Linked DNA regions of Mus musculus: regions 2 and 3 are each linked to region 1. Evidence: chromatin loops called from intact Hi-C (ENCODE). Cell type or tissue: left cerebral cortex. All regions are shown on one strand.

Evidence for each region. Peaks named below come from ENCODE experiments on the same cell type or tissue, not always from the same donor. Only the 100,000 strongest peaks of a DNase experiment are listed, where the experiment ranks them.
Region 2: a loop joins it to region 1, with 12 times the contacts of the local background. A loop is called at or near these places in 2 of 42 quality-filtered maps.
Region 3: it touches region 1 in a loop (2.4-fold over the local background); 2 of 42 quality-filtered maps call a loop at or near these places.

The regions. Positions count from the first base shown.
Region 1 is chr14:71,326,143-71,334,142 of GRCm38, reverse strand. No RefSeq gene overlaps it. Among named protein-coding and RNA genes, the nearest start is that of Gm4251, 79 kb to the right of the region's middle. In left cerebral cortex, no CTCF peak of the experiment used is centred here; DNase peaks (open chromatin) are centred at 3,707, 4,064 and 7,258; H3K27ac peaks cover 1,429 bases.
Region 2 is chr14:70,886,993-70,894,992 of GRCm38, reverse strand. It overlaps Gfra2 (glial cell line derived neurotrophic factor family receptor alpha 2), which reads right to left and starts at 4,886. Exons shown (of 9, transcript NM_008115.3): 1 at 4,099-4,886. The coding sequence starts at 4,138. In left cerebral cortex, CTCF peaks have their summits at 662 (motif pointing left) and 5,053; DNase peaks (open chromatin) are centred at 4,986, 5,688, 5,923, 6,259 and 8 more places; H3K4me3 peaks cover 6,221 bases; H3K27ac peaks cover 3,318 bases.
Region 3 is chr14:71,483,210-71,491,209 of GRCm38, reverse strand. No RefSeq gene overlaps it. Among named protein-coding and RNA genes, the nearest start is that of 4930429C20Rik, 66 kb to the right of the region's middle. In left cerebral cortex, no CTCF peak of the experiment used is centred here; DNase peaks (open chromatin) are centred at 902, 4,075, 4,428 and 4,780.

The DNA.
Region 1 (8,000 bases):
TGTGGCTTAAGCCTAGGAATATACTCTAGTGGGAGATTCTCCCAGAGGACACCACCACCACCTCTGGCAGCAGCAGCATCTTAGACAGCACACACCTTTCAAAGGAAAGTTGGGTGGGCGTGCATCCTTACACCTTGCAGCTTTCAATAAGAAAGGCCTCGCCCATAGCACATCTTTCCTGTTCCAGTGCACACTGTGGAAGTTCACAGCTCATCTTTGAATGCACTAATCTCTCGAACAATTATAGCTGATTGGTTTGCACTTAACTTGTTGCTCTTCTTCAAATGCTCCCCACACTTACCATTTTTCAACTCCATAGTTTGTTCCTGATTCTCAGAAGAAACCTAGACTAAAACGGCAAGCAGACTACAACCTGAAGGCTTCGCTGTCTTGGAAAGTCATCTCCCAAACATGCCATCCCACTACTTCTGGATTTGGCCTCACTCGAATACTAGACTATGAGCAGATTCTCAGCCAGAATGTAGTATGAGCAGCCTTGAGTTTGGCTGCCAGTGATGCTCTTCTCCCCATTCATCAGAGGCCCCATGAAGTCAGTCTGTACTGTCTTCAGCTCTAATGGCATTCTGATATTCCACAACCCCACTAAAATTAACAGTTAAGAGACTCTTGGCATTCTAGAGCTCCTACATTCATACTTACAAACTTTTTCACGTTCTTCCAACACACTAATTTCAATTATTTTTATATTAGTCACTTTTCTCATTGCCATAATGCATACCTGGCAGAAAAGCTTAAAGGAAGAAGGATTTCTTTTTGACTCAAGGGTTCAGAAAGTTCTATTCAGCACTGCAGGCACATCAGCAGGCCTTAGTCTACTGACTTGTAGAAGATAGCTCATGTGGAAGCAGCCCAGGAATCTAAGAGCATTAGACAGAGCCAGATGGGCGAACTCTTTAAAGATTGACCCTGAATGATCTATTTTCAACAACTAGGTCCCACCTCCTAGGCCTCAAGATCTTCAAATATCACCACAACCAGGAGATGGAGTATTCAAAACAGGAACCTGAAAGAAACTTTTCAGATTCAAACCAAGCCAACATTCCTCCTGTGTATGGTATCCCTGGGTTGGGCTACTAGAAACCATCCCTTGAACCCAAGCCCATGGGAATTATCCAAATGAGTGCATTCTAAACAGCGCCCTCCCTTGTCTTCCTTTTTCCGTGGCAATCACAGGTATGGTTCTAGTCTACACTTCCTTCTGAGCCTTCTTGGATCACCTTGCCAATGGCTGATGCGCCCTCTGTGGCCTTGCCTGGTATGTATGACAACTCCTCGTTAGGGCCTAGGAGTGTAATAAACATATCCCTCCTAAGACTATTTCTCCGTCCTTCCTGTGGCCACATCAACTTTACCATATCTAACATAGAAATTCCCAGAGCAACAACTATTCTAATTCATTACCAAATAAGCACCTAGTCTCATGCTTAATGAGCCATTCCGTGCAGTGTTTAGACGGGCTCGGTGGAATTATGGAGTATCCTATCATTAAACTGGGAAATTAGCAAGAAGAATGAAGTTGAAGGTCAGGGCAGTATGGCTGCTGGATGGGGTATTGGGTCTGGGGGCCTCTGGCTAGTGAGAAATCTCTTTAGAAAGGAAGTGAAAAGGGGTAGTGGTATGTGGTGACTCTGGACATAGGTTCTCTGAGTGTGAAACCCTAATCTCCCCTTTCAAGCTGTTTCTCTCAAAACAGGAGAAATGGGTCTGGTGATCCCATCTAAATCAAGACAGGCAAGAGTGCAAGCATTAAGTGTAACATTCTGCAGAGCATTCAGTATAACAACTTGTAAGCACTCGCTCAGTAGTGGGCTTCCTACTCCTTACAAATGAAAATGAGCTAAGAGTAGCCCCTACACTGGAGACTGCAGCAGTCTGGAAACTGCTCAGCCTAGTATCTTGTGATCACATGATATGATCTCTGCATTGGTGACAACAGAAGTGGACATTTCTCCACACAGCACAGACCTTTGTGTGTGGATTCCAGCCAGCAATATCCAGAAGTAAGAGTGACCTAGGGAGTGGGAAGGCTCACTGACCAGGGCACCTGGCATAGTCTTCACTCTAGGAATTCCCATTTAAGGTCTAGAAGCACTGAGTGCTTCCTGTCCATCCTAGACTCCATCCTAGGAAAGTTGTCCTTCCCAGTCAAACTGCTACAGCTGAACCACCATTCTGCATCCTCCACATTGGATTTGATTCCATAGATTGCTTGCCCTAAAAGGTTGAAATTACAGTGTTCATATTGCGATAAAAGTCCTTGCCTTAGCGCTCCTGTTATTTGTTAAAATGCGTAATAGCCGTCTCTAAGAACCTGGCATTAGAGATAGAGAGGGCACACTGGGCCCTGGCTGCCAGCAGTAATTGATTCATCTCTGAGTTAGGAGAGGTGGCTGTGTGTCTTGAGTATAAGGTCCCAGAATTGGGGATGGAAGGAAGGGTTATGAATTTGCACATTGTGACAAATCACCTATCCAAAAAATACAAAAAGGGCCCTGCCAAACCTAAGTGTCAGAGAGACATTACACATGCAGCCCATTTGCAGCCATTTGACCAGGATGACACTCAGGAATGTCTGTCACCAGAGTAGCCTATCTCCCATCTCCCTCAGAATGGGTCTACCTGGTTTGCTGTGTCCATATCGCAACATGGACACTCTTTGGAAAGTAATCTGATGCTCTAAACTCCCCCATCAAACTGCTTAATTCTGTCATGTCTCACTAAGAAGTGTAGCTTACTAATAATCAAATTTCAATTTTGGAGCTCAAGAGTTCAGATTTTGCCCTTACCAAGAAGGAAACCTCTGAGATGTTATCCAACCCCATGCGGTCAACCCTAAATGCATATAAATATGAGCAACACTTAACTTACTTAGCAGTAGATGTGTGTTTGTGCATGCCTCTGTGTGTGTGTGTGTGTGTGTGTGTGTGTGTGTGTGTGTGTGTAGGCCATGAAGTTCAAAGAGAGTTGGTGTGATGCTGGAGGAGCTGCAGAAGGGAAAATGGGTGGGAATAATACAAATATTCATGTATGAAATGATCAGAAAATTATTAAGCAAACATAAAAAGTGAGTTCGGGAGAGATTTGGGAGCAGGAGCAGACTAGCCATCCAAAACAACTCAGACCTCCCTAGCTGAGAGTGCTCAATACTCAACCCCCTTGGTTTATTTATCCAACTCTGCTCCCCACAGGGCCTGTGCAGAAGCAAAACTCAAGTCTGTTTGGAAGAAGGAAGAGTGTTTTTATTTTTAGAGTTCAGTGCATGATTCCCCTTCACCCTCAACCAACAGAACTACTAGAATGTCAATGGTGTGAATGGCACCATTTCAGGTGAAGGATCCCAAGCAAGCTCACTGCTCACCTGAGCTCTAGCTGTGCACCGAACGATCTGCAGAACCAGGTGTATGTGGTCCTCCCAAGTGTGCAAGACTAGGAAGCTCTCATCCAACATGGGTCGCCGAGAGCTGGGAGTACACCAGCAATGCTTTGCTTGCCTCACATTCTCCCTGAAACTCGTTTAGTAGAGAAACAAATAGACAACATTTCCTTCACCCTGCTTTCCCTGCTAACTGGCATGACTTAAGTACTAAGGGCAAGTCAGGAGTGCTCAAAAGAAAACAAAAAAAGAATTCCAAAAGAGCTCTGGGCACAAAGACAGCTTTAAAAGACAGCATTCATGGCTCATCTTTTTTAGTAACTGGGTGACTCACCCTCGTCCACATAAAGCAGAGAACCTTAATGTTACAGCCTGCTTTGAAGAAGAGCTGCCTCTGTTGAGTTCAAAGAGAATAAAAAACTAGGTCAGTTGCCCAGGGTTTTTAAAGAAGAAAAAGGAAACACACACACACAAACACACACACACACACACACACACACACACACACACACACACACACACACACACACATGTTTCCAATGAAGCCACCATTGTCTTGGTTCCTAACCAAATAAAATAAATAAACTAGTAGGTTTTGAATTTATATCAAAGTAGAAGCCTGAATGCCCAAGAAACACGAGTTATTTAAGCTACTTGTGCTGTGACTCCCTCCCTGTTTCCCTCTGGCTCAGTGTGTGGGAACATTCTCGGCCTAAGGAACAGGAAGAGGGAGGATCATTTCCTGATGTGCTGGTGTCAGCCTCCATCTTCCCTCAGGGCCAGTCCTGGGACATGGTTACTCACAGAATCAGCAACTAATCTCTTTTTGTCCCTTATCCATGCACTTACACGTCAAATGCTCATATTCTGACTTAGGAGGCAGTTCTATTTCAAAACCACTCTGGGACTCAGAGGAAGCACACCCCTATGGATGGTGACCATGTTCTCATGAAAAGCCCCAGGCCAGTCACTGGCTTCAGAGTGTCTCACTTCTGTCCGTTTTGCAATTAGGTTGAAAGCAATATAATTTTCCTCCATTGGCCAAGGACCTGCTAACTGTCATGACTTAAATACAGAATCTGGGGTCTAAGTTGATCTTCTTCCTGCTCAGATTCTTTCTACATGACTCTAGGTCCATTCCTGGAGTCACCTAGCTGGTGGCGTCCATATCCAGCTGCATGAATCAACCCTCTAGCATATTTCTTTCCCATTACTTGCATCCAGTAGAATTTCCCCATGGGTTACCTTTCACTAGATTCTGAGCTCCATGGATGGAAGTGATAACATCTGACTAATGTTTTAAATGAAATTGTCTTTCTTGAACTAGAGTCCAAAAGATTAAATGCAGGTGATCCCTATAAGACCATCTAAAAGGGGTAGATAGGAAAGTGCTCATCTGCCCCCAAATTCCCCCATGTTCACCAGAGAGCAAGTTTGTTGAGTCTATGAATACATAGCTTAGCTAGTCCTCCATATTTTGCAACAATGCCAAATCTATTTGGCCATGGAGAACCTTCTGCCTCACTGACATGTTTCTGGTCCCTGAGCTCTTGCAATCAGACCAGGTTCCATCAGAAACCAGTATTTTCCAGGAAAAAGTCAGTAAAGGATCTACAATCAACCTGGGAATGTATTAGAAACTAGTATTGACAGGAAGTCAGAATTGCCATGGGGCATGAGAAAGCTTAAGGGAAAGACCAGTGCCATCTGAACCAGGCAAGTTCAGAGAAAAGCAGCCCCTTCCAGAAACTGTGTGTAGAGAGAGGTAGACTGGACTTAGCACCATCCCCGCAGAATGCAGTCAGATGGGTCAGTCTCTAGAACAGAGAGGCAGAGCCAGTATGGCAGGAGTGCCTTTCCTTCTAAGGACTCTGAGATGTACAGTGATGATGGCGTGCCTGTCCATGCTATCACTTGGAGCTTCTAAAGTCAGTTATTTTGTCCCCATGTCACCATTGCCTTAATGAATGGCACTGAGGCTATGGATAACAATGACAGTTCTCATCTGGAATGACTCAAATCAATGCTATTTTATTAAATAACTACTATGTGGCATACAATTGCAAGGAGATAAATAAAATATTTTGCTATCCAAGATTTCCAAATTCATGATTTGGTTGGCAAAATAAGTGGTTGTGTTGAGAAGAAAATAATAGCTCCTGTTCTTTGTTTGGAGCCCACCCAGGTAGTCACATCTAATAGAAAAGCAATAGACTTGGGTCAAGCCATCTGCTATGGTTTGAATAAGTTTTTCCCCAAGACCCAAGTATCAAAGGCTTGGTCAAAGCTTGGAAAAAATGAAAGGAAGCAGAAGACTCTAAATGGTGAGACATGATGGGAGATTTTACATCATTGCTTTATGAGGAGATTATGTGGTGATTCTGTCTCTTCTTGATTGCTTCCTGGCCACCAAGAGGTGAGCAGCTTCCTCTTCTGTGCATCCCTACCTTGATGTGATGCTTCATCACAGGCACAAAAGCTACAAGGTCAAATGACAATGGACTAAAACCTCCAAATCTGTGAACCAAAGCAAACCTATTATCTTCTTAAGTTGATTATCTCAGGCGTGTTGTTACAGTAACAGAAAGCCTACGAGTGCACCACTGGAATCTCTTCCTGGCTTTGTCACCCCCCTGATGTATAACCTGACACTGCATTTCTCCTCAGGACGCCAACTCCTTTAGAAGAGGAGGCAGACCCCAGGGACCGCTAGAAGTAGGCCCTCTGCCTCTGTGAACCTCTCAATGGCAGACAGAGAATCTGTCTGGTTCTGAACCTGGGTGGTCCTGAGTTCCACAGAGCAATATGGTCTGCTGTGGTCAGAGAGGCTCCAGTGAGGGAATGTGTGTTGATCTGAGCACAGAAGCAGTGTATATGGGAAGGGCTGCTGCCAAATGGGCTGCTACCAGCCAAGTTGCAAGTGCCAGATGGATCTTGTCCAAACAAAGGGGCAGCAGGCCACAGCTCCAAAGAGGTATAAAACTAGGGCACAGGTAACAGGAGCATCTGTGGGGGCTGGCAGAAGGGAAGTAGTTGTCACAGGCAGATGCTATGTACAACTGAAACCCAAAATGTGTTTTCCCTCCCTTAGCTAAACTGGAAAAGTGAGACCCTCAGAAATCAGATAAGAGCCAATTCCAGGTAGTTAACTCAAGAATCAAGTGCCCTCTAGCTGTGTTTCTAAACCACTTAACAGGTTAAGTTACTCTCTAGCTTATAAGACTTCCAAGGGTCCCTCTGCCTGTGGGAATAAGTCTAAACCCCTTAGTGTGACACAATCTAATCCAATCTCTCACAGTAAGGCCTGTCAATGCTGCACCGGGCAAGTTGCTGGCTGGCTATACTCACTGTTACCAAGATGAGCCTCTCTGTCTATACCACGGTTGCTCATTCACCCAAAGACTTACAAGGCACGTATTGAGCACCAACTCTCTGTTATATCTCATGCCCCAGTTTGAATATGAAACGTCCCTCACAGTCTTATATGTTAATTACTACATTTCCAGCTGGGGATGCTATTTTGGGAGGTGGGCTTGATTTCTCAAGTCTTACTTCTTCCAGTTTAGCTGACTGGGGAAAATAACAAGTTTGGGGCTCCAGGGAGAGGCAGGTTCTTAATTTGACAGGAACACACTCTGTTGCTTGTGACTCCCAGACTCACTATGCCCAGTTCCTGTAACTAAAGAAAGTAGATTCCAGAGTATCAAGTCTTTGAAAGTAATGATTCATCCCCAGTCCCCTCCATTCCCTCTGCTTCCTGTCTGCCATGAACTGAAGCATCTCTCAGCTGTGTACTTCTGCCATCGCAGTGTTCTGTCCAAGTGAATGAGGCCAAGCAACCTGGAACTGAGCCCCATGAGTCACGAGCCAAGTAAGTAATATCTCCTTTAAAAAGAAAGAAGAGAGATGGAGGTAGATGATTCACTCAGTAAAGACCTTGCTGTGCAAGCAAGGGGAGCCTGAGTGTGGATCCTCCACACCCACACAAACAGCCAGGCATAGTATGGGTATCTATAATCCTCTCTCTGGGGAAGTAGAACAAGAAGATCCCTGCAGCTTGCAAACCAGCTAGTCTTGTCCAGGCAATAATATCCAGGCTTAGTGAGAGATTTTGTCTCCAAAAGAAATAATGGAAAGTAAGCCAGGGAGTGTAGGCACTTATAGCCAAGCCTGAGTCTGATCCCAAGGTCCACATGGTAGAAGGATAGACTCCCATATTTTTGTCCTTTGACCTTCACGTGAGCACTATACCACATGTACTTACACACACATCAGCAAAGATGAAGAAAGAAAGAAAGAAAGAAAGAAAGAAAGAAAGGAAGGAAGAAAGAAAGAAAGAGAAAGAGAAAAGAAAAGAGAAAAAGAGAGAAAAGAAAGACAGAAAGAAAAGAGGGAGAAAGAGAGAGAGAAAAGAAAGAAAGACAGGAAGAGAAAAGAGAGAGAGAAAGAACAAAAGAAAGGAAGAAAGAAAGAAAGGAAGGAAAAAGGAAAGAAAGAAAGAAAGAAAGAAAGAGAAAGAGAGAAAAGAGAAAAAGAGACAAAAGAAAGACAGAAAGAAAAGAGAGAGAAAGAAAGAAAGAGAGAGAGAGAAAAGAAAGAAAGACAG
Region 2 (8,000 bases), 440 kb after region 1:
CATCTCCTGTTTCCTGTCTCCCAAGGGTTCTGTTCTCAACCGACCTCACCACCTTTTCCTTTTAAATGTGCTCTCTCTCTCTCTCTCTCTCTCTCTCTCTCTCTCTTTCCTTTCCTTCATACACTATTCTGAAATCCTGTCTTTTTTATATATCCTTCCTAAAGCAAATTAATAAATCAACTCTAGAAAGAAAAGACTTCTCCTCCTTTGGGCCCTGCCTTCCAGCCTGAGTATGGCTTCAGCCCACTCCCTCTTATCTGCCTCCCACAGTGTCCCCAGAAGGGAGGGGCCTGAGGACTGGACATGAAGGGCAGAGAGAAGCTGGCCGGACCCTTTCAAAGCCAAGCTTCCAAAATGGTTTCCTCCAGACACAGGCGGCATCTTCCTGTCTCCCTGTCCTTCCTAAAGCCCTAACTCCAGACCCTGCCCCCTCAAAAAGCCACATCTCTCTGCCAGAGCAAAGACTGCCTTCTGCAGGACCCAAAGAATAATTTGAGAGGCTTTCTCCACTCCCTCCCACCCAAAAGAGAATAAAACTCTAGGTCAGTCATCCCTTCCTCAGAATACTGCAGAATCCCCCTACTCCATCCTCATTCAGAGCTGCCACGCTCAGGCCTTCTCCCTAGGAGGCCCTGCTCATGGGGGAGCTACTGCAGGGAGACAGCGACACCTACAGGTAGAGCTGCACACAGCAAGCCTGTCACTCCCCAGAGCTGGGAGGGGCGGGGGGGGGGGGTGAGGGGGATCATTCCCAGTTGGAAACAGCAAAGGAGATGAAAGGGAGTTGGCCTCCCGATGGAGGAGGCTCCAATTACAGCAAAGGAAAATTTCTTCTCTTGCTGACCAAAACCCTGGCCCAGAACAGAAAGAGCGGAAGGATGTAACCACACTGAAACAAGACAAGTCGTAGAAACCCCCATACAAAGTGGAAGTTGCTGAAAGCAAGGTCTGCCCAGGCACTAGCCTGAGATGTGTCCTCCACTACAGCTGAGGTAGCAGCTTTCTTTCAAGGCTTCAGCAGATTCCTGCATCCCTTTACAGGACTCTAGTGCCTCTGGGCCACCCAGGAACAGCTGAACTACCACGCCCCCAACTCGCACCTGTCAGCTGCTCTCAGGCAGCCAGCCAGCTCTGCATTCTCTCTGACTTTGTCCCGGGGTTCCATAGGACTTCACCTTCCACCTGATTGAGCTAAAGGTTTAACTGCCCAAGCGGAACACAGAATGGGACATGCTGGCACTCTGGCTGGGTCTTCTATGGGCTCAGAACTTACACGAGTTTAAAGTCAGTCTTGGCCTGCCCTGCAGCTGAAGCCAAAATCTCCCTTGATATCCTTAACACAAGCCTTTACTGGCTCCCACACCAGTCTCAAAGGGCTTCCTCATCCTGTCAACTGATGTTCATGAAGGGCAAGAATAGTTTCTGCAGAGGACCAGGACATCCTTTTGATCATTGTCCCTATCTCTGGGACTCGGCTTCAGAACTCCCAGAATCAACCAAGCCCAAGCAGAGAAGGGAAACACAGTAACCGGGAGAGGCTAGCCAAGAATCAGAAGAAAAGGCTACCTTCGTGGCCTGGAGGAAGAAAACCTGGAATTATCAAGAATAGACAGTGTGGACCAGTTCCAGGGAGTGCCAGGGAGGGGAAGGCAGAGGTCCACATTGCCCTCCTGTGTCTACAGTCCCCTCAACAGCCAGAATGTGCTAGAATACCACGGGGGGCCTGGTGCTCTGCCCACTCTGTTTCCTCTCTCCATGGCATCCTATGCCAACCTTGGAAATCTGGATGGTTGGGTTTAAAAGCCCTTTCTCTATAAGGTAAGTCCTCTGACATTAGGTCTCACTCAGAACCTTTGAGAAAGGCATCTGAAGGGGGCGGGACATGGCCCCAGCCAAACTGCTGATTTGAGACTGAAATCCCAAACTGCTAAGGAACCGCCACACTAAACAGACTTTCCAAGTGGTTCCCAACTATATAGTCATCTAGCCAGGAAAAGGCTTTTGGATTTAAGTTTCCTTCACACCATTCATCCCAGCCTGTCAGAGCTTTTCAGACTCCCCTGGCCTGCCATTCCCTTGAACCCTTTGCCCTGATTTGGAGAGGGACTTTTTGAGGGATAGGGGACTGAAGGGGCATAACTCAAGGAGGCATCAGGCAACCCCCTCCTCCTCCACTTTCCATTTCAGCCCTTGGGGAGCAGGCAGTGGCGGACATCTCTGCTCTCGGCTCATAATCTCTACACACATACGTGCAAATACGTGTACACACCCATTATGGGCAGGACGCCCATTGCCACATCTGAGGAGAACTGACTCCTCAGCTAGGATCACCCAATGTGCAACATGGGGTCTGATACTGGAGGGTATTGTGCTCATATACCACTGCCCCTCAGAGGGGGGCCCCTATACTTGGAAGCATGCATCCTTTATGAGGGAGGGGTGTAACTCAACAGCAGGCAATCTGGCCACTTTTTACCTGAAATGCAATGCTTTCTTCTTCGCTCTGATCATTCTAAGACCCTAGAAAGCTACGTTTTCAGACCATTAATGAAGATAAGGTCAAATTTTGTGACAGTTCATTCAGAATGAGAGTTCACTTCCCCCAAGGCTGCTGGAAAGGGATGAAAGTGAGCCCAGAGCATCTTCTACCCTCCTACCCTGTCCCTCCCACCCACAGGGTTACTGACATGTGGAGAAAGCAAGTATGGTGAAGGCCACACCCCAGGGCAGGGCTATGTCCCCTGGGAATGCATAGCTGGGAGGTAGAAAGTCTGTGAGCAAGCAAAGATACAGCCAATATCTATTCACCCTGACTACAAATCCCCTACAATCTGGAGGGCACTTCTTAGACCATGCATATCTTCCATAAGCAAAGGCTACCTCCCTGTCTGGGCTATCCAGAGCCCTTTTCTGCTGAAGGTAAAGGTGATTTCTTGATCCCTGCTTGGTAGCCAGTTCATTCTGGTCTACCAACAAGCAGAACAGCACCTGGACTAAAAGCAGATGTCACACACACACACACACACACACACACACACACAAACACACACATTTTCCAGAATTCCCTACCAGTAACCTTGCCTGGGAACCCTGGGTCCACACATAGCCTTTAGCTTTGAAAGCATCTTTTCTTTACCTGTAAACTATTCCTAGACCTTGCTTCCCAAGCAGCTGAGATTTTACAAAGTATAAGGGGAGGTGGGGAGGCGCCTGCTGGAGCTCAGAACCACTGGGCAGCCGCTCCTCCCTGTCACAGAGGGAGGGGGCTTATGGGGTGAGCAGTAAGTGGTCTTTGTTAAGATCTGTTTTCTCCCTTTTCCTGCATTCCCCCGCACCATCTTCTTTCCAAGGAGCAAACTTTGGCCTCCTCTTTCCCGTGTCACATGCCCTAGGCCCCTGGGTTGTTGCTCTTGAAGGCCTTGAACACCCATTTGCAAGCCTGAGCTCCACCTACCCATCTGGCTTGGAAAGGGAGGCCGTGGGTAGGGAGAAACTTGCAAAGTGCTACAGAGAGTGGAGAGATAGGGTGCGTTCCTGAGACTGATTGGCAAGTAGGAGGTGACTACAAGGACTCCCCGCAAACGTCCAAACCAAGACCTCCTGCCGAAACCCACTGACTCTGAGAGCCTTCCAGAAAGGAGGGGCAGGCTTGATAGCGTCCCGCCAGCCTCTCCCCATCCTTCCTTTCATTCACACCAACAGTTGCATTTTTTTCCTTCCTAAGTTGTTGCAAATTGAACCCATTATTTTGAGGGAAATGAGCGCTATCACGGCCTGCAAGTAAGAGTGTGTGTCGGGGTGTGTGCGCGCGCGCGGCACGGGAGTGCGTGCGGAGATGGTTTGAATGTTGGAAGTCTCCTTCTCGGTCCTCCGCGCAACCAGCTAGCCGCTGCACAGCTCCCTCCTCTAGAGCCTCCCAGGCAGTTCGGCTCCCCGGAGCCCCAGGCCCGGGCTCCCAGCCTGGCGCGATCTCCCGGTGTCTCCCACGGCGCCCTGCTTGCAGCCCCCAAGCCCACCCCCGCATGCCCAGCTTCCAGTGGGCGACTGAACGCGCGCAGCCCCTTGTGACCCCCAGACTCGCCACCTGCAGGTACTCACCTAAAAAGAAGAAGAGGCAGAAGGCGTTTGCCAAGATCATGTTAAATAAATCCCACAGTTTTGTGTGTATGTGTCTTTCTCCCTTAGGTTTAAAAAATAAAAATAAAATAACAACGGTAATAATAACAGCCAAGCAATGATAACGACCCCCAAATCCAATGCGGAGATCCCGCCAGGCGGCCGCCGGTTGAAGATCCCGAGTCCAGGGATTCTCGCTGCTGGCTGGAGGGGGAGGGGTGGGAGGCGGGCGGTGGGCTGCCTCTCGACGTCCCCCCCTTGCCACTGAAATCAAACACACGTAGCTATGTGTCTGGCTGCCTTCTAAGCCAACAGCCTGGTCCTGAGGTCAGCCCAGCCCTTCGCTCTCGCGGCCGGGAAGGCGCGAGTCCCCGTGGGTCCAATTCCCCTGCACTTCCCAGGAGGGGACTGGAGAGGTGGGGGCGAGGCGATCTGAAAGTGAAGGACTGGAAGAAAGCAGCGAGGGAGGGGGGTCAGAATAAATGCAAATAGGAAAGAAATCCACCGACGGATGGGAGCAATCCAGTAGAGCTTCTAGGACGGGAGACCAGAGTCGCTTCTTTGGCACCAAGACGAAGAAAAAGATTCAAAATAAAAAAAAAAAAATCTTCTCCCGCTATCCCTTGCTTCGGCTCACTTTTTCTAATGGAATTCCAGTGCCGGTGTGCCTGTGCTTGCGTGTGTCTTTCCTCCCTTCCTCTCTCCCTCTCCTCTCCTCTCCTCTCCTCTCCCTCGCTCTCGCTCTTTGCTCTCGATCTCCGCTCTCCCTCACTCTCCCTCTCTCTCTCTCTTCCCCTCCCTACTCCCTCTCTCCCTGCTCCTCCCTCCGCCCGCCTGCTCCCTCCCTCCCCCTTCGCGGCTTCCTCGCCTAGGCTCTCGCGCCTCGCCCCTCTCCTCTGCTCGGGGCTCAGCGCCCCGGCTCCCTGGCGGCTGGCGGCGCAGCGCGCGGGAGCGCGGCGGAGCAGCTACACTCTGCAGCAGCAGTGGTAGCGACTCGGCGGTGATGGAAGCTACACCGGAGTGGCGCTGGCGCCCAGGAACACTGGCCTAGGGGTGAGCTCCACCGCTGGCTCCCTCGGCTCAACTGCCCGCCCTTGGGACCAGCCTGCTGCCTTGGCCGGAAAACCGACTAGATCCCCCGGCCAGTGTCCACGCTCAAACCAACGAAGCCTCCCGCCCCCTCCTCTCCATGCAATGTCTCATCCTGGCTAGGTGAAGGCTTGCGTTCTCCAAGTGCTCCTGCCCCTGCACTGGACCCCCAGAGCCATGAGGTTTCGGAAGCCTGAACGAGGTTAGGGAGACACTGAGGCCCGGGTGCTGGAGCCATCCTAGAGGCATGGGGGCAGGGCAGTAGAAAAACCCAGGCGTGGTGGTCCAGGTCTGAAAAAGAGAGCACCACTCTGCAAGCTGATGTATTCCTTGTGGGGAGCCGTTCTGAGAGTCTTCCCAAAAGCACTAGGGAACCCAAAGACGCCCTTGTAGGCCAACCCTATCTCCCTGGGTCTAACCCCGCGCTCCTATTCGTGTGTTCTGCATGCAGAGCTCAAGAACTTTTACCGCACACTAGTGACTCGCTTGCCACCCCACCCCGCGCGCGCTCCCCAACACACAGGCACACACACCAGCTCTGCAGCCATTCCAGACACCTCTTCCCCAGTTGGTCTCTCCTCCCCTGGACCAGAGAGAAGATTGTCTAGGGGTCCCAACTTCCTCCTCCAAGGCCAGTGAACCAGCCAGAACTGCGCGGGAAAAATCCAGCCCGGGTTGACACCCCACCCTACTGGGGAGCCCCAAAACAAGGGACACTCAGGCCTCTGCTTCACACCCCCTCCCCGCACACAGAGATCTCCTGGACTCCCTAGAGCTAGTCGGGGAACTAAGGCCACTCCCGGTTCCCGAAGCTGAGGGTGGAGACCCTTCCGGATGGAGACTCCTCCCCAAGCCGGGAAGGGGGACAATTTATCCATCTGTCTTTGGCCCCAGCTCACCGGCGTAATTTAGTCATAGAATTTACAATAAAAGCCCAGAAGCCCCGAAAAAAGAAGCGTCTGGCTGGAGAAGGGTTGAAGGCGAAGTGAGGTTGCTGACCGAGGTGGCAGGGCGGCAGACAGGCAGTACACATGTCTCAGCGCCCTCGGGATCATACAGCCCACGCACACCCGGCACCCTAGTTCCACGCTTTTCTCTGACACACCTTCGGCTGCCCTGGCATTTCGCACTCCTATGTCTTGCATGCGACTCCCGGAGCCAGGTTTAGGCGATGCTTCGTCAACTTTCCACGTTGCCAAAAAAAAAAAAAAAAAAAAAAAAAAAGCTGTCACCATCTCAAGCTTATTTGGGAGTGTCTTCTAAAATACATTGTTAAATATTAAGGCGGTGGAATAAAGGAAGTGGTAGTGTGTTTAGTGTGAAGAGAGGGGGTCACTCACAAAACCAGCAGCCTTAGCTGCTAGTGGGAAAGCTAGAGGGAGCAACTTCCATCTTGTGGATTTAGGCGGGAAGGCACAGAACAGGCGTTTCATCTGGCCATTGGGAGACAACGATCCTAGACCCTACACCCAAAAATAACACCACTGTGACAGCTGGGTAGGGGAGAGTTCCAACGAAAAGTGCCTAAGCAGCAGCAGGGGAGCGTTGGCTTCTCTCGTCAATCCTCCATCCCTCTGCTGTTTTTTACTTCCCAGAGTCCCCTAGGTTCTTTTCAAACATTGGGGAACTTACACATCTGATGTAGGTTAGAAGATGAAAAGCAGTGAGATATACCTCTAGAAACTCTTAGCCCAGAAGCCAGAGGCTGGATGCTTCACCACTAAATATATTAAGCCTCTTCCACTCACTCACCTACTTCCTGGCCCTTCTGTAGATCCAGGTGTTACCCCACCTCCCTTAAAGGCCTCTCCTTCAAAATTAATGCTAAGCAATCCCGCCATTACTCAGACCTTACCTTCGGTTAGCCTTAGTTGAGTACTAGGGGGAGAGGGTTCTGGGAGAAAAAAAAAAAAAAAAAGCTAAGTGGGCTGAGAAAGCCATAGAAGACAGCCAAGGATATGCTCTGCTGAGTTCCCATGGGAACAGAGTCAGGGGATTCTGGTAGTAGGAGGTGAGTGACTTGTGATGCTTCAGGCCTTCAGGACCACCCAGGCCTCACAAAGGACAATGGGAAATATTCGCTACCCCCTGTTGACACTATGGGACATATTTACCTTGAACCCTCTTCCCTCCTATCCGCACCAAGATCCACCACCCTCTGCCAACTGTCAGTCTAAGCTACTGTTCGATGGATAGGGCACACACTGTCTGTTTGCCAAGATCTGCTGAGAAGAACCTACTAGGCAGAGGGCAATTTAATTTAATCTCTCTGGGCCTCAATTAGCTCATGCAGAAAATGGGGGATGTTTCTTAAAACCTGATTTGTAGAGATTAGACAGCACACTGCACCCAAAGCTGCTGACAGAATGCCTGGCTCACCCCTTTCCTCCTGGGCCCAGAGTGTGAATGAGGTTACAGGAGGCTACAGGAGCTAAGAGCAATGAGAAGCAGAGATTGGACAATAGCGAGGTTTCAAGGGAAGCAGAAAGTGCTCTCTAGAAAATGGGAGAAGCTCTTGTAAGAGTAAGTTATGGGGGAATGTGGTGCCCTTTGGGAGATGGGACATGATGCACTTTCACACCTAAGATACCCTGTGTTCTTTTCTGCTCTCGTGGACCTCACCTTGCTGCATCTCTGCTCACACAGGGCCCACCCCCTGAACACAGACGGAGCAGAGCATCAGAGCATCATAACGATTGAGGGTGGGGGGAGGGCACATGAAACTTTGTGCCTTCTCTCCTTTGTCTTGTGGAGAAGGTTCCCTCAAGAGCAAGGAGGAAGGGGAGGCACAGAGT
Region 3 (8,000 bases), 160 kb before region 1:
CTCTTCCTTCCATGACACCCCAGACGTGCTCAAGAAGAGCATGTTTGTGGAGCCCAGTAACTATGCACAGGCACACAGTGGAGTAGCATTTAAAGGGACATCACTCCCTAGAATGTGTCTAAGGAGCTGAGTCTATAATCCATCAATGATGTGTAACAAACTGGTTTGTGGAGTGAAATGACTATTCTCTCTGGTTAAATAGTACACATTATTTTAGAAGAAGGGAAGCTTCAGTATTCTCATAGCTTGTAACATTGGGGCTAGAAGCATTGCCAAGTACTATAATGAGTGTGGACAATTTGATCCATCATTTCATCTAGATATCAAAATGGTCCATATTTTAGCACATTTCATCTACCTTACATGTCTGCAACTTTATCTTATGTCTACTTAACACTTATGCATTTCTTTTATTGTGTCTCCCATAACCATAAAGGCCTTATTGGAAGCAACAAAGGCATATGTTAGAAACTGTCTCTTCCCCTTCAGATCCCTTGTAGCTGAATCATGAATGATAAGATCACGATTCATCTTTGCTGACTTTAATATATGCTTAGGACTAGATGTGTGTAAAGGTTCTAACAGTGTTTCCATAAATCCTTTGGGTCCTCCAATTACACATGGTCTATTGCTCATTTGTCCCAGGAACTGTCTGCTGTGGATCCCACTGGTTCATTGAGATTTCCCATGGTGCAATGAGAAAAAAATTAGTGATCAGGTGTGAAAGGCAGAATTCTCATTTAACATAGATTATCGACTTCTTCCTCTTAAGTGTCCCACTTACATAATCCTAAGATGCTGATCCACTTTCCATCATAAAACTAGAGGAGAGCTATAATGTGCCCAGCACAGCATCTGTCACAAGCGGCTGCTCAATTTGTGGCAGCTAATTTTTTTGTAGGGTTTTTATTATAAGAATTAAAAGACTTACTATTCATTTGATTATGGTTTGCGTTTTCTTGAAAGCCTTTAGCCTGGATTCCAGGGAATGAAAAGGGAAAGAACAAAAAAATAATGCTCCTTTGAAACAGACAAACCAGAGCAACGACCTCACAAATTTCATCCTAAGTGTTTGGATTTCACACCAAGAGAGTAATGAGGGTGACACCTGGACCACGGGGAGAAGCGGGCCTCTTGGGTTAACATCATTCTGCTTCATTCACACCGTTGTTAGTCTCACTTTTGAAGTATGTAGTGACACTAATTGGCACATAACAAGGAAGAACTTGGCAAGCAGGTGTGGTAAGATATCCTAAGATGTGGGTGGGAACTGTGTCTGAGAACAATAGGCTTATAATAATACTTTAGAAGTGGCTCTGGGATGTCAAATGGACAAGGACATAGAAACCCAAAAATTCAGCAAGAATAACTCAGGATCAAATCCACTGGCAATGCCTCAGTCCTTTTTTCTGTTTCTCAGTCATTATTTTTCTGTGGCAGAGTGCACTGACATAAGCAACTTAATGAAGAAAGGGTTTCTTTGCCTCGCAGTTTGAGGGTATTGCTTGATCTAAGCCCCCCACAGCAATGCCTACAGATGGGCATAGGTCTTCACAGGTATGTGTAGAAGCTTATTTCCTAAGTGATTACATCAACCAGCACAGGGACCAAAGAGGTCAAAGAAAATCAAGCTACAATTCCACCACCCCATCCATCACATCCCACCTTCTAGAATCAGGATTGCACACACAATGGGATGGTTCACTTATCTCACTGAGTGCAGAAACACCAGTGTACATTGAACATGTTTATGGGACCATTGAATCAATGAGAAAACCAACTCCAGGTGTAGCCTGAGTCTTCTTGAGACAAGGAAATGTCCAGGTCAAATATCCCAGGCTACCTGAGCCTGTGGTCCCAAGACAGCCACACACACACACACACACACACACACACACACACACACACGTTATCTCTCTGCTTGAGTAGGGGAAATGCCCAGAAAAATTCTCAAAACACCCTGACTCAGAAATTTAGTGAATAGAAAACAAATCCTTCCAAGAGGGGTCAGAGAACACAGGTGTTATTAAAGTCGGCTTGGCCTAAGTTCCCTGCCTCCTTTTGACAAGCTTGCCTTCAATTAAAAAGTCAAATTTGACTGTCATCCCAGTATCTGGGGATGGAGCAAGCCATCCATAAAATACCTTGTGTTTGCATAATAATTTTATGCTTTTTTAAGTGCTTATCAATGCTGGTCCATTTTCACCTCATGACAACTCGGCAGAGCATGCGGAGCTAGAGAAGCAGTCACTGGGGACGTGTCACCTGAATTCAGACCAAAGCCTTGTCTCTCCCCAGTGACGATCTTGGAGGAATGGTTAACCTTCCAGAGCCCCCAAATCACCCTCTCTATGGTACTAGTTACTTTTATGTCTGTGATAAAACTTTGGGTCTTGTGTTTCATCATTCATGGTGGAAAGGCAGTTCAGAGAAATCCCCTTATGGCCACAGGGCTATGTAGCAGAGACTTTTCATATTCCAGCAGCCCAGGATGAACGGAGCAAGGCAGGAGGTGAGGCCAGAGATACTTCTAAAGAAAGGTTCACATCTCATGACCCACTTGTTAGGCTCCTCCTCCTAAAGATTTTGTAGCCTCTCAGATTAGTGCTACAAGCTGAGGAGGTGGCACTCCAATTGCAGGCCTGTGAGGGACACTCTGCACTCAAATTGTAACATCTGGAATTGGCACAGTACTAATCCATGCATCTCTGGCTGTTTGTGAAGAAAACAAGTGAATTGACGTATGAAACAGTTATAATAATATCTGATAGACATAAGAACCTGAAAAGTACCTTAGCCTTTGGTGTCACAGGTCTTGCCTTAAAGCTGTTTCTGAACATTTAGACAATTACCACTAACTAAGAATTCATCTAAACCCTGTCTCATTTTCTTACTTACAAAAGGGCCCCTATCCCTCCCCAGTTCAGCGATCTTCTAATAGATGCAGGAAGGAATGAACTGAGGGAAGCCTCTTATGCAACAGAAAGATATGGTTTATGAAGAATACCTCCCTCCTTATTATCCTCCAAAGATACATAGATCTGACACTACCATCCTACTGGCTCCTACTCTCTTCTGGGAGGACAAGTACTATTTAACAAAACCTAAAAGGGAACTGCTGCTAACTGTGATTTACGACAAAGCCTTTGCATCCTCCACTCCCTCCAGGATAAGTCCAGCCCCAAGTGAAGGAAAAAACGGACTGAGGTTTCCAGGTACCACCTGTCTATGGAGGTGGGACATCTACACAGAGAGATGCACCCAGCAGTGTTCTGAGAAGCAGAACTATCAGCCAGCCTTCTCTGACAGCTACAAATTCCTCCAGCCCTGGAGTGTGTCACAACCTGTCAAAAGATCAGTTTGATGTTTACAGTCCAAGATGAGGAAAGGGGCAGTGAAGCAAAGCAGGCACAGTGACATCTGCAGCCTTCTGCCAAGGAGCTGGCGGGGCTGAGGGAGGGAGGGAGGGAGGGAGGGAGGGAGGGAGGGAGGGAGGGAGGGAGGGAGGGAGAGGGGAGCAGCTAGTACCTAACATTTCTTCTGCATTTTGTCTGATGCTGTGTTTTACCCAAGCCCTGGAGCATGCACAGGGCAAACCAAGTCAGAGAGAACTGAATTCTGAACAACTCGAGGATAATAGAACCTGGCTTCAACTTTTCTGAAGGATTTTCCTGAAGATCAGGCAAGCAGACCATCTCTGATCCCTCCCCATTTCTGCCATGCACTGGAATCCCTCTAATATTTCAAGTATTCTAAGGCTCCACATGATGCCTTATTTGAAAAAATGAGTTTCTTCTATTATAGTTATATGCTAATGCTTATAAAACCCAAAGCCCGAGATGAAATCCATGGTGGCAATGTGTTCTGCCCAAGTTGGTTACTTCTCTGACATGACTACAAAGCCCTTCCATGAGACCCCTGACTTTTTTCATTTTTTTTTTGCTCCTCTACCAAATATTTTTATACAAATACATTAAGCTAGCTACTAGACAATCAAATGGTTTCAGACACAGTTAGTGGAAACCACTGCAGAAGTATCTAGAAGAAAAGAAGGGCCAATCTGGCCTGAACTAGTTTCAAGTGCTTGCACAGTAAGTCAAAACTATATCCTCCAGTAACATTTCAGGGACAATCAATTATTTACCATATAATGCCCATACATAATTGGGTATGCATATGATTAATCAAAGGCATTATGGGAAGGAGCTTGCACAGTAGAAAAATGATTATATAACCTATCCATCAATAAAAATAGAGAAGCACCCAAACTATTCCCCTTTGTACCAACCCCTCCTTCTCAGTCTAACTATTTTAAATATACATATGTCCCAAATATTGAATGAGACACGCATGTGCTATAAAAGCCATTTGTTGCTTATGTGAGAGTCTAGTTTAACTCGAAGCCCGTGTTTTTATTTGCTAAATTTGGCCATGCTAGGAGGATGGCAGGTGGAACATGGAGGTGGAGTAGGAAGAAGAAAAGAAAGTAGGGAGAAATAGACAAGCGACAGCTTCCTTTGTGTGCAGGAATGGAGACAAATTAGGCAACACAAGTATAACTGGCCCCAGATAATGTATGCTGTCCAGCAGAATAGTTGAATTTCCATTGTTCCGAGGTTTAGAAGGGTTGAATGACTCGCCCAAAGTCACAAGATTTTGACAGGTCCAAGATTATAGGCCAAGCAGGACTGGATCTCAAATTTCTCTTCTCTGGGATTTCATTCCTGGTGTCCCCGATGACCAGCCAACTTCCTCTCAGGACCATCTTCGGTGTTAAACCAATATAACTTTCTGTAGTCATGGAAACACTTGACATTCCACTCTGCCGAATGATAGTTTGGCGTTCCTGCAGCTACTGGGCACTTGAAGTGAATGTGGCTAGAGATATTTAAGAACTATTGTTTTCATTTGATGTTCATGTGCAATCATTATGACTCTAAAGGCCACACGTTGCTAATGGTCACTTTGTGGGAAGCCCAAGCCGTTGCTCCTGGCCAGACAGCCCTGCCAGCTGCTCCAGGGCCTGGATATAGCATCTCCTGGGTGGACCTCCAAATCACAATGGAACATTTGGAAGTCACCTTCATTCTCCTCCTTATTTCTAGGATGGCAAATCAAAAAAAGTAGGGCAGGATAAAGCAACCAGGACCTAAGGCTACTCTGAAACAAAATGAGCTAGACTAGCACAAGGAAATCAAAACTCAGTGAACCCCAGTACAGACAAAAACACCCATAGCTCCCCATTTAGCCTGAACCCCATTTCTAAATGTCCACCAGAATAAGAAGAAGGGAAAGGTAATCCCAGGAAACGCCATAAAATTCTAAAAGACCAAAGAAAAAGGACCATTCTAGTACAAATTCTTGCTGAGTGCACTTCTCCATGACCTTGGAATTATAATTGCATCAGCCCTTACTATCAACACACCCGAGTAATTATAGTTAGCTATGGCTTCCCACTGAAATTGGATATTAACTTTTTATCATGGCCACTCAGAACAGCATGGACACAACCTCAGCATTAGGGAAGCCTGGAGTCTTCCATAGAAGGTCAGCAATCTCCAGGACCTCCTTTGGGGCAGCTGGGCCTCATCAGCCTTCCTACCGACTACCATATGTGCTCATCCTGTCTTGATTATATCCTGCCTAGGAGCATCCTGAAAAGGAAAGGGGCCCTGAAATTCAGTCCAACCTCACCAGCTAAGCCCTGCATCACAGAACAGGTTTTATTAACTCAGAACCACTACCTCCATCCACAGCACCGAATGACTTCGCACCCCATGTTGCTCTTTTCTGAGGTTCCGTTTCTTTTATTATAAGATAGGGAAGAGAAAGCTTACCTACTCTGTCATCTTCATAAGGACGCTGTAAGAAGCAGATGAGGTCATGGCTTCAAAAGTACTTTCTATTCTCCACAGCCTACATGAACATCAGGCTTTAATTGTTTGGCTGGCTCTCAACCCAGGAGTCCTCTGGGAGGCCGAGCTACTCATCTCTCCCCGGCCCACCAAGCTTGCCCTGGCACTCACAGGTTGTCACGCTCCATCCTCAGCACTCAACAAATCTGCAAATCCCATGTGAGCGCTCATGAACTGTTGCAATTGGGGAAATATACATTTATATGTTAATTTTTCTGACTTCTGAAAGTGTGTGCGCATACATTGTCTCATTTGAACTTCACGGTCACTGTGTAATTTGTAGGGAAGACACAATGCCCACTTTGCAGGAAAGGGAACAAATTCAGAGGTTTGGAAAGCCTCCTTGAATTGAATAAACTTAACTGTATGCCTCTGTGAGAGAGATGGGGGTGGGAGTTTGTCTACCAAATGTGTGCTGGAGTCCAATAAGCACCCAGGAATCGAATAAAATTTGAGTAACAAAGAAGTGTCCAAATATTTTGAAGCCATTTCTTGACAGCCTCAAACCTGGACTCACACAGCACTGGACACCACCACCATACCAGGAAGACCCATTTATGAAGTCAAGGTTAAGTTAGGTTTTCTGGGCTGCCTGGTCTCTTAGACATGCTGGGAAACAATCTAAGGGATTATATTTATTTCACACAGTAGAAACTCAGACTCAAGCAAAGGTTGAGCTGCAAGCTGGCAAGAGTCTAAAGTTATTTTCCTTGTCACTATGACAGAATGCCCAACATGAACAACTTAGAACAAAGAATAGTCTAGTTTGGGGATATAGTTTTTCAGAGAGTTCAGTCCATGATCGCTTGGCACATGCACTTGGGTAAAACAAGAAAGGAAAGCCGGGTGATGACGGCACAGGCCTTTAATCCCAGCACTTGGGAGGCAGAGGCAGGAGGATTTCTGAGTTCGAGGCCAGCCTGGTCTACAGAGTGAGTTACAGGACAGCCAAGGCTATACAGAGAAACCCTGTCTCTAAAACAAACAAACAAACAAACAAACAAACAAACAAAAACGGAAGACAAAATGTGGGAGAGGAAGTTTTTTTCCTTCCTGGCCTACCAGGAGGCAGAGAAAGAAGAGAACTGGAGACCCAGTAGAAGCTTCCATGGTGAGCACTCAGACACATGACTTCTCTGGCTACTACCCACTTCACAAAAATTTCTACAGTCTCCCAAAATATGCCTGCCATCAGCTGAACTAAACCTTCAACATGTGAGTTTGTAGGGGAAAATTACAGATTCATACCGGAACAGAAGACAAACTCACATATGACCCCACCCACAAGTGGCTAGATTAGGGAGCCAACCTGGGATTTTTGCTTTGTGGGATCCCTGAAGCTTTCTCCACAGTAGATAAATAAATAGGATTTCTATGGCTATAAACATGATGAAAATTGCCCAGCAAATCTATTTTCAAGACAACCCCCCAAACAGATCATATTAAAATCTCCCAACAGGGGCTCAGTTGTGAAAGTGAAGGTTAAAAAAGAAAAAAAAAAAAAAAAAGCTCCCAAGTCAGATTGTGTGTAAAGTGTTTTCCCCTAGAGGACATGGTACAGAGATGGTTTTAATTAACTGTGCATTTCATTTAAGCTTAGCAGGCGTGTTATTGTACATTAAATAAATACCAGTTGGTTATTAGAACATATTTACTTCTAACTCAACAGCAACAATAGGTTGTAGATACAGATTTCCATTAAACCACAGTCTGGTACATTTATGCTAGATAATTGATTGTTCTGTATTCAAGATATAATAACTGCTTTATTAAATTAAGAAATGTTCCTCTTTTCGTAATTTATAGCACACAAATACTATCACTTAGCTAGTCTGTCCTTTGCTCCCAACAAGGAGAAACAAAAGCAGAGGTCCTAGAATTTGTGAGTTTGACTCCCAGCGACAGCTTGAACAAATGCAGATTCTCTGCCCCCTTTCTATCTGAGAGAGTGGCTATAGCATCAGGAAACCAGGGAACTGAGTTTGAACGACAAATAATTATTCTAAATGTCTTATGGGACAGGTTTATACTAAACAATTATTGTTTATTCAGGATTCAAATCTAACTGAGCATCCTGAATTTTGT